Regions from separate parts of the Homo sapiens genome. Here all the other regions are linked to region 3. A link is a contact called in ENCODE Hi-C or POLR2A ChIA-PET data. All regions are on one chromosome and are shown on one strand. Each heading gives the region's core, a stretch centred on a gene start or an enhancer-like site at or near the end of the contact. The rest is flanking DNA. Distances are from core to core; before and after follow the strand shown. Region 1 overlaps LOC105370547 (a long non-coding RNA gene). Region 2 overlaps RAD51B (RAD51 paralog B). Region 3 has its middle 170 kb from the start of RAD51B-AS1.

Region 1 (3,151 bases), core at 281-2,780, 220 kb before region 3:
TAAAACAAAACAAAACAAAGCTTTCAAAACTTAACATTTCTGTGGCGTCTTCCCTGAGTTAATGTAAACAGCCATGGCGATGGGTGCTGCCTGATGGTGAAGCTCCCCTGGACTTGGGTGGCCTTAGCAACCGTTCTGCAGGTATCTCTGGGACATTCTTTTTTTTTTCTTTTTTTTTTTGAGTTGGAGTCTCGCTCAGTTGCCCAGGATGGAGTGCAGTGGTGTGATCTCAGCTCACTGGAACCTCTGCCTCCCGGGTTCAAGTGATTCTCCTGCTTCAGCCTCCAGAGTAGCTAGGACTACAGGCATGCGCCACCATACCCAGCTAGTTTTTGTATTTTTAGTAGAGACAGGATTTCACCATGTTGGCCAGGCTGATCTCGAACTCCTGACCTCAAGTGATCTGCCTGCCTTGGCCTCCCAAAGTGCTGGGATTACAGGCGTGAGCCACCATACCTGGCCATCTCTGGGACATCCTTGAGCATCCCATATCTGTCTGCTGTTGTTTGGGCCTGTCATTCTGTGCTCAGTAGATATGGCAATGTGTCATCCAATAATTGATTCCTTACCAACTTTTTGGTTTTTTTCTGAGATGGACTTTTGCTCCGTCACCCAGACTGGAGTGCAGTGGTGTGATCACAGCACATTGCAGCCTCAACCTCCCAGGCTCAAGCGGTCCTCCTGTCTTAGCCACCCTAGTAGCTGGGACTAGAAACACACACTACCAAATCTGAGGACAAAAAAAATATTTTTGTAAATGCGGGGTGTCACTGTGTTGCCCAGGCTAGCCTTGAACAACTGGGCTCAAGCAGTCCTCTCGTCTCAGGCTCCTGAGGTGTTGGGATTATAGGCATGAGCCACCGAGCCCGGCCCCTTACCAACTTTAAGTTCTTCAGTTATCTCTTGGTCTTTTCCTCTGCAGATAAGTAATCTTAATTCCCATAATTAATTTTATAACCCAATCAACACAACTTCTTTTGAAATCACTGCATCCATCTCTCCTAATTTTTTAGAGTCTCCATTTTATAATGAGTGGCTAAGCCCTGAGTACCTAGAGACTGATGAAAAGATTGCATGGTTTATCTCTGCCTCTCTGCTTAGATTCCTGTTTAATAATCATTAAATCTCTCACGTGTCACTTCTATTTACAGTATACGGAGCACCACCATGTCTCTTATCTCAGGCCATCAGCCCTTCTTAGTGATCTTATTATTTCCACTGATTCAGGTTAAGCTTGGCCTACTGTGGGCTTTATTTAGATCATCTTTATTATACCTGTGGGTAGATTTTGCAAGCAGGCCCTAGCACAGGTTCACTTGTGGGTTTCCTTTTAAAAGGTCAGTGTGAAACAGGAAATGTGACTAAGAAAATCTTCTTCCTCCATGAAGCCTCACTTCATTAACTGGAAGAAAAGCTCCTATCCTGTCTCCCCCCAAACTTGCTCATGGCCCAGACACATTTCAAAACAGCACATATTTCCCAAAACACTGACACGTGCATTCTAAGGCTCGTGTGTGCGGTGAGTGGTTCTTTGTCAAGTTCGTTCTGTGAAGGGGCCCTGTCGTCACACCGATCACTGTTCTTCAGATATCTGAGGATGTGCAGGGGCCTGAGGGACCTGGAAACCTGGTGGCTGAGCAATGAGGAGAGTGGAACCCATGGTTGGAACAGTTGGCCATCCTCATGCGGATAGGGGCAGAGCCAGAATGGGAATCAAGGTCTCCTGACTCCCCGGCCACATTAACCCAAGTAAACCCCATGTCTACCTCCTTAGCTTCCGGAGTCCCCTGCATCTTCCTCCTTGTGGGACACAAGCCAGGTACAGTTGCAGGGTGGACATGTGGTTTCCAAACAGGATGCTGGGCAAATTAATCTGGGATTCCTGATTGGGGTTCTTTAGGAGGCAGTAGTGGCTACCCTTTAGATCATCTGGTTTGTGACCTTGTTTCAGTTTTCTCATCTATAAAATAGAAAAATAATAGTACTTATGATGAGGTAAAAATAAATGAATACACATAAAACACTTAGAACAGTCTTGCTGTGTGATCACTCCATAGCATTAGTGATTATTATTCTGGTGGGTTGGTTAGCTTTCCTCCATTCTATTCAGTTCAATGGGGGTTTGGCATCAACCACAGGCTTTGCCGGGGCTGTGAAAATGGCCACATTGAGGCTCCACCTTAACCCTGGCCAGCCTCCCAACAGCCAGCCATTTGTCTTAAGAAGAGCTGAAAGAAATAATCTAATGGCGCAATGCAAAGTCAACACTGATGGGGCTGAGGGGTGTCTTTTCGGACAAGACGTGCAGTGGGGAGCCCACCTGTGAGTTGGCCTGTTTCACGGCTGCGTGCGGTGCCCACTCCTCACAGACTCTGAGTGAGTGGCAAGGTGGGCCCGGAGTCAATTCTGGCTTGGCAATGGATACTGTTACTGAGGGCATGGGTTGAGGCACAGGAGCTTGGGGCTCCAGATGCTTGGAGTAAATGTGAAAAGGGAGTGTGGGATGATGTGAGTGGGAGCTGTGGATGGGTTCAAGCGTGCTGAGTCCTGGCTTGACTCACCCTTCCAGCTTCTGCTGTAACTGTCAGTGCCTTTGTCTGCATGCTGGGAAATCCCTGAGTGCTGGGTTAAACCCCAACCCTAAAAGGCACGTAGACACTTCTCCTGAGCTTTGAGTTGCTTCATTCTGCCCAGCAGCTTCCTGAAAATGTAGTCTTGCCACACCAGAGGAAGGATAGACCCATAGCTGTGGGGGACCCTGTGTCAGCAGGATTTACTACCGGGTGAGCTGGGGCTGCAACAGCACGTGTGAGCAACTTAACAGGGCTGATGGTTTTTCAACAAATTTTTAAAAATTAAAAAAAATTTTAAATTTTTGTCGGGACATAGTAGGTGTGTGTATTTATGGGGCATGAGAGATATTTTGATACACGCATACAATGTGTAGTAATTGCATCAGGGTAAATGGGGTATCCATCACTTAAAGCTTTTATCCTTTGTGTTACAGACAATCCAATTATACTCTTTTCGTTATTTTTAAATGTACAATTCAATCATTATTGACTATAGTCACCTTGTTGTGCTATCAAATATCAGATCTTATTCATTCTTTTCGCTCTTGTCTCCCAGGCTGGAGTGCAGTGGTTTGATC
Region 2 (3,264 bases), core at 385-2,884, 230 kb after region 3:
CTGGATAATCTGGGTGGCCAGAGAGAGACGCAAGAAGAGAATGTGGGTGCTGAGTCTACTCACCAACCCGCCTGGCACTAAATCCAATGCTTTCAAAGTGACGAGGCTCTGCCTTTCATCAGCTCTGAAGGCACAGTTAATCTTTTTTTCCTTTTTGTACTAAAAATGGTCTCTCTGCTTAAGGCACAGCTTTAAAAATGTTACTTTTGTATCTGAAGTGATCCTAATTGCCATATATGACAGTGACCTAGCCTTTCTATCCAAACAGAGGCCTGGGATAAGTCAGAAATTCAAGTTTTAATCCTGGCTCTGTTAAGGGTTACTGAATGCCTTGCTTTTAAGGAGACAGAGACCGGAACTTTCCTGTGAGAAATTGTTCAGGTCCATTGAGTCCTTTCATCACTAAGGTTTGAGAGAAAGGCCTGGAGTGGTTTTCCCCATGCTGTCCTCCTGCTCCCCAACCATGACGGTGTCTGCCCCAACCTGTCTGCTGTGGTAGGAGCTGGAGGTGAGAAGGAGACAAGAGGAAGAAAGAGAATAAGGAAAGCAATGAGGGCAAGAGGCAGAAGGAAGAGAGTGAGAACAGGGTAGGTCCAGAAAGGCCACGCTCCCAGACGCATGCCTCTCCCCATCCCAAACCCTTCCTGTCCACATCCAGCTTTGTATAGAGATACCCAATATTTGTTACGGAGTTTGAGCGTCACAAAAACAAATGTGGTTTTAGTATTTGCTGGCTTAGTTTTGCCATGCTCTGGAAAATCAAAAATCATTCCACGATTAAAAAAAAAAAACACAAAAATAAACTTTTATCTTAGCTTCAGCTCAGAAAATATCAACTGTCAGTTCTAGAATAAAAGCTGATAAGGTTTCAATATTCCAGCCTGCCATTTCCATCTTGAAGGACTGCACAACAATTGTTTTCTGGGAAATTCTGAAAGGCTGTGGGGAATTTTTCTTGTGAAATATTTGTGGAGAAGAGGCCAAACTTCAATTTGGCTTGAAGAAAACATGGGTGTGGGAGTCAGGCAGACTTTTATTTCTGGCACTGTCACTAACCTGCTGTGCAATTCTGGGAAATTCTCCTAACCTCTCTGTACCTAAAAGTGTTGAGTCCACAAAAGATATGCAGAGAATGAATGTATAACAACTGTTAATGTAGCAGTCTGCTTAGAATAAATGTTTCATATATTTCACCCACATTAGGATGAGTGCTGTACTCAAAATTCCACCTTTGCATTGCTTATCTTCAACCTTAAGAAATCCATCCTACACAGAACCAATGGCAGTGGCCAAGGAAAAGGGGATGAAGGAGCAACTTGAAATAATTTGTGTTTATGGTGAGAATGCTTCCAATCTTAATAAGTTCATACCTCTTATTATCAGCCCTGAGGAAAACTGTCTTCTGTAGATTTCACTGTGAAATCCACAGGCAAAGCTAGAGAAACACTCTGCCTAGTAGGGGAGCCCCTAAAGAAGAGAGTGGCTCAGTCTGAGGGAATGCAGAAGGAGGAGGTGAAAAAAAATCTCCTCAGCTTTGCACAAGCACACACTCGCTCAATCACAGAGGGGGCTGACGCAAGTAGTGCTTCCGTGCTACTTTTGACCACTGAGTTCAGAAAAATGCATTGAAGTAGAATTGTGTCTGCCATTTGGCAAAAGTAAACACACAAGATAACCATGTGGCTCCCTAAGGCAGCTTTCTCTTTGGCCTACTTCTCTTGGGGTGCACATGCAAGGGGATGCAGTGGAAACTGTGGGCCGGCAGCTACCGTGCCATAGACATAGGTGTGGAGAGCTATGGTTCCACTGCTGGCTGCCCCACTGGCCCCAATGGGCTGAGGTTAGCACGTGTTGGTTCCGGATCTCAGATGGGGCCGGCAGTTGTAAAGAGGCCACAAACAGCAAGCTAGTGTGCTGTTTCCACCTTCAGCCCAACCCCGACGGCATCCTGTCAGTGATCTTGGGCCCACTGCAGGAAATAACATGCACAATTGGTGAACTGTGACAATGCAGCCACAGTGGCTTCCAGTGGTGTATTCGCCAACTGTGTGCAATTTTGCAGTTAGTATGAGGCCAAAAAAGTCTCTGGCCAGCTAGAACCTGGAAGAGAACAAGGCCAATGGTCAGATGACTCTGAGGTTCACATGGATGTGGAAGAAACTATCCTACCAGCCTTCTGCTGCACTGTACGTGTCCTGTGGCCAAGTTGCTTTGGTGTGTAGTTGGGTATCCTTGCCTGCTACCTGATCACTGCCCACTGAGTCCCATAGAAAGGCAGAGGAGGTGAATTTCCAGCAGCTCCCCGAGTTTCTGCTGACCTTTTTAGGTGTTTTTATTACCTGTGGTGCTTTCTATTCATGTGTACTCCTGGGCTCTGGGGATTCCCCTCCCTTTGATTTACAAGGAGGATTAGAAAGACACAGCTTTGTGATCGGTCCCTCACAGACGGCTGGTATTAAGTGATTTCCCCTTCTTAGACTCATTTGAGGCCAAGAAAACAGTTCTGTTGAATCACTTGCTCCTTGGAGGTATGAAAATAGGGCACTTGGGGGAGTCCAACCTGATAAATACCAACATTGATACCCTTCAGCCTCAGCTACACTTCCAGTGGCATATAGTAGAGCGGAGTTGAAGCAGAGGAGTCTCGGGTCCCCCCCAGCCTCTGAGAAACCTCCAGTGGAGAGTAAGCAACTCTGGGCTTACTGCTTGTATTTCTGTGCCACCAGCACAAATGGCATCCTAACCACCAAGGGCTCTCCAAACTCACTGCCTGGAGAGGTGCAACCAATTCTATCTCCAGAGTGAATCTGTAGCATAAAATGGGAGCAAAGGCCACTCACTATGTATTGAAACAGAGGTCACAAGGTCTGCCTAGGAACAAATTTCCAAGTTAGCCACCTCATCAGATATGCTCTTGAACAAAAGTTATTTATTTGATGTCCTCAAGGAAGGGATATTGTGTAAGGTGTTATTTTTAAAAGGAGGGGTGGGGGCAGCTGAAGCAATGCTGTCTGTGTCTGTACTTAAAGAAATGACATCAATATAGACACACAATAATAACCTACAATTAAACAGACTCAACACAGGAGACACACATAAGAAGAACAAGTCCAGAACAAATATATTGAAATGGCTAAATATTTACATGGTAAGTAGGGGCAGGCTTCCTCCCACGGTGATGCCCTTGGAGTGGAGATCTTCTATCATGGTTACTAACATTCAAACTCCCAATCATGTGGTACAAGCCCGTTAAAAAGGATGTCC
Region 3 (3,313 bases), core at 349-2,848:
GTAAGTGAAACTGAGGAACAAAATTTTAAAATTTTATTTCACTTAAATTGATTTAAATGTGAACAGCCACATGTGGCTGGCAGCTCTGGGAGGTTCAGTAGCTTTTCCAAAAGCCAGCGAAGTGATGAGGTGAGGGTTGTGTTGTGGGGCTGATTGAGCCCCAAATCCATGTGTTTCCCCCTTTCTCTCTGCTCCCCTGTGAGGTGGCCTGCCTTTTCCAAAGTAAAAGACACTGGGAAGGAAACTGACCAGACAGTATACAGTCAGCCAAAAATAAAGCCAGACCCCAAAGGTGGGGTCTGTATTTGAGTCTGCTTCTTCCGAATGTGTCTGGAAGCCCCCATGGGTGGCCAAACAGCCCAGCTGGGGGCTTCAGACCCTGCACCAGTAACTTCCCAGAGCCCACCATGGCCCATTTGGCTGGGGCTTATATGACTCACAGGTTCCAACCCTACAATTTAAACTGCAGCATTTCCTTTTTCTGGGCTTAACACTAATTGGTAGAGGTAGTGAGCTCCCAGGCCCAGCCTCACCCTGTCGAAACATGTAGCTCTCAACAGTTCCCACTGGAAGCACCACCCATGAGGTGCAGCTACCATTGCCATGTGTCTGAATGCCAGTGTTTAACCCAAGCTGGCCCATTGTTGTTCCATGAGCCTCTCTATAGCCTCTGAATGTTCATCTTTGCTGCATCACTCTCCTCCAAAACCTCCAAGGACATCCTGTGAAGCTCAGAACAAAACCCAAAGTCACCACTTCCATGGCTGGCCCCTGCCCACTGCTCTGACCTAATGTATCACAGTTGTCCCCTTTTTTCACTCTACTCCAGTCTCTGGCTTCCTTACTGTTCCCCAAACACATCACACTTGTTCCTATTCCAGGCCTTTGCACTTGCTATTCCTTCTGCTTGAAATGTTCTTTCTGGATTGAACATTGCTTACTCTCTCTTCATCCAATCTCTGCTCAAATGTCACCTCTTCAGAGAGGTCTTCCTGACCCCACTGTGTGTAAAATAGTGCACCCCTCACTGCCATCTCTTAACCTGCTTCCTTTCTCAAGGCATTTATCACTAGTATGTATGTTTGTTGGTTTGTTTGCTTACTGTCATCCATACTAAGATGCAAACAGGGTAAGAAGGAACAGTGTCCTTTTTTTAACCCTGTATCTCCAGTTTCTAGAAGAGAGGCTGCCACATGGGTGCTCACTGAATATTTGTTGAGTGAATAAATGAATGCATGCATGCATGACTGCTCACCTAGAGTGTGGGGGCCAGGGCAGAGGTGGGCTTAGGCTGTCTCACTCTACACAGACCCGCACTTCCATGATTTGGATGCTGAACCATGAGAAACAAAGAGATTTGCTGGTTTAATTTCTTTTGCCCTGGGAAAGTTAAAGATCACAGATAATCCAGAACTCAGTGCCAAGTTCTCTGATTTATAATCGAGGAATTATCCACATAGAGGTAAACAAGAGCAAAGGACTGACAAGCAAACCGTAGGAGGAGAATGATGAGAAACAGACGGAGAGACCCATGCAATCTGCAGCCTCCAGCTAGTCTGGGTTCCCGCCAGCCCTCACTCAAATTTGGATCCAGAGAATCTCTGCTGATGTTCACTTCCAGATTCCTTTGGGCCACACTGCCAGGTGGCTGTTGGGAGTGGGGGTCACTGCAAGTGGGGGCAGCCTAGGCAAGTCACCCCTTTATCTGACAATGATATTTCGCACTCATCTGAAAGGCACACTCAAGAGGGCAGGCGTTTCCCAAAGATGCCCCAGGCTCACAAAAGTCACCAGACTTTCCCCAAACCTAGATTTTGGGGGGAAAAGTCCTTTCCTTCTTTAATGTAGTCCACAGAAATGTGTCTGTTTTATTCCACCTCTAGAAACTTCAAAGAAACAAAATTAGCAGTGCCTAGAAGCATCTGACACATAGGAGGTAGTAAAAACTGAATGAATGAATGAATGAATGAATGAATTACAATATCAACCCAAAAGGGGAACAGTGGCCTTGTGAAGAATGAGATAGTCAAGCAAATCCTGGACTCCCTATGCCCCCTAGATCACTTTGGATATGCCCTGAGGCCTCAGTTTCCCTATCTGTAAAATGAAAGCCTGGCCTAGCTGAACTCCAATTTCCCTCTCAGCTCCAACACTCTCTAATTCTCTGAACACGCCTTAATAGCTTCTTTATTGTAGACTAGTTCTTACATGTGTCCTGCTGAGAGCAAGGTCTGCTGGTCTGGCCTTGTTTTTAAACAGCAGAGGTTATTTAATAGCAATTCTCCCAGAATATTTTTCATGTTTTCCATGAAAGAAGGTTCTGGAAGGTAGCCATCATCAAAATAGGAAGTAAAGCCAGGTTAGTGTTCCACTTATCAGATAATACGGGCTTAACCAAAATTCCTGTCACCCCCTAGGGTGATTCTGGGAGCTTGACCAGATTTCAGAGGTTTCATATTCAAAGCAGTGAGAAATCATCTCTGAGGCTTGTGGGATTTGGTACCTGTTTCCCTTCTTTCCATGTCTCAGGGCTGTGGGTGCCAAGTGAAGGCTGCAGTAACCCTTCCAGCCTCAGAGAAGCGCTCTGTCCTGTAGGCCATGAGAATGCCCAGGCTGGCCCGGATCATTCCTCTGTCCACTTCAGCATTTCACTTTATGCTGCCTGTAAATCTGACCATTTCTTCCACTCCTAGAGGTGTCCCAAAGCACTAGTTCAGCAGAATTCAGACTCCTTTACCTTTCCCAACTCTACTCACAGCCTCAAGTCACCAGGGAGAGAAAGAGCACCTGACCGAGAGTGGGACCAGGATTCCAGACCAGCTTTAGATGAGCATCTCTCTGGGCCTCAGTGTCCTTGGATGGGAGGGAGGTGGAGACTGGGTGTGGCTGCTTGTCCTGTCCCTTCCAGTTTGATGATTTTCCCTAGCCCAGAGCCAGAGCTGGCCCTTTTCCCTCAAGGAAGCCATGGTTTGTATGCTATGTAGCAGCTACAAATGCAGGGGCTTTTTTATCCCTTTTCTTTTCAATGATCCTAGGTACTATAGGAAGAGGCAAACATTTTTATGATCCCAGGAACCAAATAACATAATGAAAATCATGGCAACCATCAGCCCAATAAAACCCATGGCAAAAGCCTCCACATTCTCAAACAGGACCCTGGGAATTTAAAGCTCTCAGAAGCCTTAAGTGGCTCAGGCCTTGCTGAAGGCCTCGGGACGGCAGCTGATGGCTGATGAAAGGATTTTGACGCGCCACTGAAATTCTCTTTTCCAAAATAACCACTTTGAAACCTGTTAATTACAGACACACAACC

The links. Hi-C counts contacts between places; a loop is a spot of excess contacts on that map. ChIA-PET counts read pairs that join two places held with the same protein, here RNA polymerase II (POLR2A). Pooled maps may share reads with other maps.
Region 1: a pooled map shows a loop between it and region 3 (5-fold over the local background). The contact joins two enhancer-like sites. A Hi-C loop is called at or near these places in 2 of 168 maps with a recorded cell type or tissue (GM12878 and endothelial cell of umbilical vein), 2 of 37 single-sample maps with no recorded cell type and 5 of 50 pooled maps. POLR2A ChIA-PET finds 5 or more read pairs at or near these places in 4 of 52 experiments (CD8-positive, alpha-beta memory T cell, MCF 10A, activated B cell and 1 more).
Region 2: a map of OCI-LY7 shows a loop between it and region 3 (3-fold over the local background). The contact joins two enhancer-like sites. A Hi-C loop is called at or near these places in 9 of 168 maps with a recorded cell type or tissue (B cell, CD4-positive, alpha-beta T cell, CD4-positive, alpha-beta memory T cell and 5 more), 13 of 37 single-sample maps with no recorded cell type and 13 of 50 pooled maps. POLR2A ChIA-PET finds 5 or more read pairs at or near these places in 10 of 52 experiments (B cell, CD4-positive, alpha-beta T cell, CD4-positive, alpha-beta memory T cell and 7 more).

The regions. Positions count from the first base shown.
Region 1 is chr14:68,732,755-68,735,905 of GRCh38, reverse strand. It overlaps LOC105370547 (a long non-coding RNA gene), which reads right to left. Exons shown (of 4, transcript XR_007064227.1): 3 at 1,767-1,960. Among named protein-coding and RNA genes, the nearest start is that of RAD51B-AS1, 49 kb to the right of the region's middle. Within about 2 kb of position 1,530, at least 11 of the 41 ENCODE cell types and tissues checked have a DNase peak (open chromatin) inside an H3K27ac peak, as active enhancers do.
Region 2 is chr14:68,282,286-68,285,549 of GRCh38, reverse strand. The region is part of intron 7 of RAD51B (RAD51 paralog B); the gene reads right to left. Among named protein-coding and RNA genes, the nearest start is that of RAD51B-AS1, 400 kb to the left of the region's middle. RefSeq lists enhancers at 10-59, 220-279, 330-379, 2,116-2,185. Within about 2 kb of position 1,634, at least 18 of the 41 ENCODE cell types and tissues checked have a DNase peak (open chromatin) inside an H3K27ac peak, as active enhancers do; they include B cell, GM12878 and OCI-LY7, where a contact is called at or near this core.
Region 3 is chr14:68,510,541-68,513,853 of GRCh38, reverse strand. It overlaps a transcript of RAD51B not described here. Among named protein-coding and RNA genes, the nearest start is that of RAD51B-AS1, 170 kb to the left of the region's middle. RefSeq lists an enhancer at 1,188-3,313. Within about 2 kb of position 1,598, at least 9 of the 41 ENCODE cell types and tissues checked have a DNase peak (open chromatin) inside an H3K27ac peak, as active enhancers do; they include B cell, GM12878 and OCI-LY7, where a contact is called at or near this core.